2 separate regions of the Homo sapiens genome follow, and region 1 is linked to region 2. A link is a loop called in an ENCODE intact Hi-C map of the cell type or tissue named here. Cell type or tissue: heart left ventricle. All regions are shown on one strand.

What was found. A loop is a pair of places that touch in the nucleus more often than their neighbours do. Peaks named below come from ENCODE experiments on the same cell type or tissue, not always from the same donor. Only the 100,000 strongest peaks of a DNase experiment are listed, where the experiment ranks them.
Region 1: a loop joins it to region 2, with 2.2 times the contacts of the local background. A loop is called at or near these places in 2 of 110 quality-filtered maps.

The regions. Positions count from the first base shown.
Region 1 is chr2:111,235,155-111,237,654 of GRCh38, forward strand. All of the region lies in intron 1 of LOC124907867 (periaxin-like), which reads right to left. All of the region lies in intron 3 of MIR4435-2HG (MIR4435-2 host gene), which reads right to left. Among named protein-coding and RNA genes, the nearest start is that of MIR4435-2, 85 kb to the right of the region's middle. In heart left ventricle, no CTCF peak of the experiment used is centred here; a DNase peak (open chromatin) is centred at 1,057; H3K27ac peaks cover 353 bases.
Region 2 is chr2:111,164,298-111,166,797 of GRCh38, forward strand. It overlaps BCL2L11 (BCL2 like 11), which reads left to right. Exons shown (of 4, transcript NM_138621.5): 4 at 1-2,500. Among named protein-coding and RNA genes, the nearest start is that of BCL2L11, 45 kb to the left of the region's middle. RefSeq lists an enhancer at 1,500-2,000. In heart left ventricle, no CTCF peak of the experiment used is centred here; a DNase peak (open chromatin) is centred at 1,014.

The sequences.
Region 1 (2,500 bases), 71 kb after region 2:
ACATTTGAGTTTTTTCCCCTTAGGCTTTTTGTAAATTCAGCACCCTTCCATATTTTGTCTTCATCTTTCTTCAAGGTATCTCTTTTTTTTTCTCAAAATGATCCAGAACAATAGGCATTCAGCCTTCCCTGGAACCGGCCTTTTCCTGCCGCCAGAGCAGTAGCCAACATAGTTTCTGGCATCAGGAGGTTAAGTCAAAGTTATCAGTCAAAACACACCGGGAGAGAAAGTGGAAATTGGTACACAGCAGCGTATAATTAAGCAATCGCAAGCTTTGGGAGGCATAAAGGGGAATCTCAGGGCCAGCCTCTCAGCTGTGAAGTTCTGCAAGTAGAGTCCATGGCAAGGGGGGCGGCAGGCACAGCGGACACCCCGTCACTGCAGCTCTCTGAGCCCTGCAAGTTCTAGGCTGGGGCTGGGCTCCCTGGCCTTCTGCCTAGAGCCCTTAGGCAACCAAAATGACAGCCCAGGAGAGCCAAGAGCCACAAGGTTATTTTTCTAAGACGTAAAGTGAATTATGTCATCCACCCAGACCTCTTTGTCCAAGAGAACAACCTCGAGTCTCCTCCTTCAGGACCCTCAGATAGATCTTCCCAGAAACAGAGCAGGGGAAAGAGAGAGGAGGAGACGCTGGAGCCACAGGGCTGGAGCAGTTGGATGGGCCTCTGACAGCAGAGGGAGAGGCGACTGCATAGGGAAACAGAGAGGGACAAAGTGAGTTATGCTTGAGAGAGCTTGAGGGCTACAAAGCTCAATGTTTATGTGAATATAATCAAAGGAAAGGGGAAAGATTTGGGAGAGAGACACCCGAGAAAACCCCAAGAAGCCACAAGACCTAGACAACAACTGCCAATCTGGTAATGACTGGGTGTGCTGTGGAGTTGGTGTTTATCCCAGACAAAGCCAGTGCTTTCCCGAGATCTGGTGACAATTTGGGGCACATATATTTAGGGAGGAGGACAAGCCCTGGGAAGAGGTTTTGAGTCAGGAGACCTGTGGTTGGGCCTCAGCCATGTGGTCCGCTGCCCTCCAGCTCTGACAGCAGAGTCCCTTCTGCTGGCAGAGTCTCTGCCTGTGAGTGGCAGCAGGCCAGCCCAGCTCCATTGGCCCTTCTGGATCTAAGAGGTCTGGCTTCTCAGGCCCAGGCTTGCAAAGCCTCTGGCTGAACTTCACAGTGACCTTGCCAGCGCACACCTGAGCCACACCTCATTGCTTTTGAGTATACCTGAACCTCAGGCAAGGTTTGGTTTAATTCCTAACTTCTTACTGCAGAACAGAGGAAGTCAATTTGGAGTCAAATCCTCATGAGGCTTCTCTTATTCCAGGGTATTTATTTGCTTGATGATTTTGAACCATTTATTTGGACACACAAAGTTCTATCTGGCAAAGAACCGTTGGCTCCAACATCCTCAAACAACGCTAGTTTTAGATGCTGATAGGGTCTCTAATAGGAGGCAAAGAAACGTAACACCCAGCCAGGCAATTGCAAAGTTGAATGTGAGAGTCTAGCTTTTTGAGAATCCTTCTAAAAGCCATGTGATAAGGGATTGTCACAGTGAGGATAACAAATTCACATCTAAGGGATGAAGGTAAAACTTACTCCAATGCTCTGCAAATGGCTGTGGGGGGTGGCTCTTCCTGGGAAGCACCCCTCAGACTTGGAGTCACTGCATCCTACTTGATTTAACTGAAGCAAAGGCAATGTATTCATCAACAAACTGTGACATAATTAAAGAGAGATCTTGTGTCGACCAAGATGCTGGTGCTGTAAAGGAGGTGAGTAATGTGGGAAAAAGCAATGTTTCCAAACTCATGTAGCATTTTACTTTATTTTATTTTATTTTATTTTATTTTATTTTATTATTTTATTGTTTGAGACGAAGTCTTGCTCTATCACCCAGGCTGGAGTGCAGTGGCGCAATCTCGGCTCACTGCAACCTCTGCCTCCCAGGTTGAAGCCATTCTCTCCTGCCTCAGCCTCCCAAGTAGCTTGGACTACAGGCATGCATCACCATACCTGGCTAATTTTTTGTATTTAGTATAGATGGGGTTTCACCATGTCGGTCAGGCTGGTCTTGAACTCCTGACCTCAGGTGGTCTGCCCGCCTCAGCTGCCCAAAATGCTGGAATTACAGGCGTGAGCCACGGCACAGGGCCTATTTTATTTTGTTTTATTTTTTGAGATGTAGTCTTGCTCTGTCACCTAGGCTGGAGTGCAGTGACACAATCTCAGGTCACTGCAACCTCTGCCTCTCAGGTTCAGGCAATTCTTGCACCTCAGCTTCCCAAGTAGCCGGGACTACAGGCACGCACCACCACACCTGGCTACATTTTTGTATTTTTATAGAGTCAGGGTTTCACCATGTTGTCCAAAGTGGTCTCAAACTGAACTCAGGCAATATGCTCACCTCGGCCTCCCAGAGTGCTAGGATTACAGGCATGAGCCACTGTGCCAGGCCATACTCATGTAGTATTTTAAATATGCACGAGTAACTATGTT
Region 2 (2,500 bases):
CCGCGGTCTCCTGGTGCCATTATTATGCAGCCAGCGGTTCTCTTGTGGAGGGGGCAGGTGACGTTTCAGAAGACACCGAGCTGGATGGGACTACCTTTCTGTTCATCACCACACAGCAGAATTTCTAATGGAAGTTTGTTGTGAATGTAAAGGAGGGAGCATTCTTTGCTTTTTAATATACAAACCATGGTTTTTTGGAGCAGGATTTTGTGTAAGAATGGTGTTTACATGCAGTGTGTTTTCCCCCTCACCTTCAATAAGGTTTTTCAAAAAGGAAATGGAAACTTTTTAACCAATTTGTGAATAACTTTTGTATTAAAATTTTAAGAACCTACGGCCTATTCTCAGAGGATTATGTAACCCCTGCAGTGGAAACTGAGCCAGCTAACTTAAAAAGCTGCCTTAGTTTATTTTTAGAGATTACAGAATTTTTAAACAGGGAGACGTGTGATATACTCCCTCCCTTCCCTACTATTGCCTCTCTGACCTTTTTAAATTATTTTTAATACCAAAAGAGTTCTTTTGAAATGGAACTGATTAAAAGGGCAGAGGGTCTGTTGCCAGCCTGCATTGATATACCAGTCCCATTTGTAAATATTTACGTACCTTTATAAATTCAGTTGCATCTGTGGCAAAATTTCAGACTATTTTTGCGTCTTTCCTCATCACTTTTTGTGATGCAACTCCAGTCTGGACTCAGATGCATAGATTTGGTCCAGTGTATTTTCATGATAAAGTGAAATTGAGTCAGAACAAGAGTTAATATCTGCCTGTATCTTGCACAGTTCGAGCGATCTGTTATTAACTGGGAAGCATTTGGTGTTGGTTTTCATTCCATTTCGACGAGCATGTTATTGGGAAGTATTCTGAAGAGGCAATAGCAGTAATAACAACAGACTTAAGTGCTACGCCCCTTTGTGCTGCTGGCTTTTCTGGTTGCAGGCTTTCCCATGGTCACAGGATGCACTGTCAGCATCAGGTCCCAGAGGGCCACCGTGTCCATTACAGCAGAGTCCAGCTGCAGCATCCAGCTCACGCCCTCATGGGAATTGGCACAGGCCTGGGGCAGGGCTTCTGATGGCCATTTGCTTGGCCTCCTGCATTTTAGTCCAACTCACAGTCCACTAGCTTCACTCCTTTAAATTCACTTTGAAACAGGCCTCATCCCACTTCCACCAGCACCATAGAAGAATAATTCTGGGCAGAAGTCTGTTTTTTTTCATTTTTCCAGGACAGTTGGATATTGTCAGGCCACTTGTGACCCCAGCCATGTAGTGAGGGTGCTCTTTCTCTGTGCCTGCTCCTTATGAGTGCAGTGGAAGGAAGCCACACACTGGTCAGTCATTTCAGAGGCAGCAGATGCCCAGGGAGACCCAAGAAAGAGTCAGGTTAGGGAGCAGTGAAAGTGAGGAGGGAAGACAATTCTGTGAACTCTGTAACTCTTAAAATTTTTGAAAACTCCATCGTTAAACAACTTTTAAAAGAAATAACTAAATTTTCAAATGAGTAAGCAGTGCCACCAACTAGTGTTTTGCCCGATAGAAGAGCCAGCATGTTCACGTTATTTAAATTAGGTGGAAAAATCTAAACATTTTTATCTTCATAATTTAAAAAATATATATGTATATATTGCATATTCACTTTTTCCTTTAGGTAGAGATGATTTCAATCCAAATACTCTTACTTTAAAAAATTTCCTTTCCCCAAGAATCTCCTTGGGACTTTGACTTATTTTTAAAGCTGTGTTGGAGCTCATCTTGTTCCCTGATGTGTCTCGAGCCCATTGGTAGGGTCATACAAAGCCCACGGTTACAAGCAGTGGTAGGATTGCAGCCGTGGGCCTGCTGGACACACACATACACCAAAGATGTATTTGGATCTGGGCACCCCCTCCCAGGATCCCTGTACTCACGTGCCAGTCTCCTGACTAGAGCACTTTACTCTGTTTCCTCAGCCCTGCAGCCCCTGGGAGCACACACTGGGTGCAGCCCTGGGCCAGGCACGGGAGGCCCTGCCCTGTGCTGCCCAGGGGCTGTGTGCACCACATGAGCACATTTCCCTCTGGCCTGGCGGCCTCCAGGCTGGCTGTGGAAACAGTTCCTGAGGAAATTAGAGATTCTATGAATTGTAGGAGTATTAAAGACCAGGCTGTTGGCACCAGAACTTAAAGCGATGACTGGATGTCTCTGTACTGTATGTATCTGGTTATCAAGATGCCTCTGTGCAGAAAGTATGCCTCCCGTGGGTATACGTTTTTACCTTTTTTAAAAAACATTTTTGTAGAAAAAATAATTAAATCCCCTTTTTGGAAACTTACTGCAGGTTTTGTGCCTTGACAACCTCTCCCTATGTGAGGTTTGTAAAAAGTGTCCTGTGACTTAACACAGAAACGCAATAAACACACACAAAATAGTTTCATGAGTGATTCTTCAGATGCCCTTCCCAACTGGTTAGTTGATCAAGAATTTTGGGGGTGGGGGTTGCGGAGAAATCAAGTTTA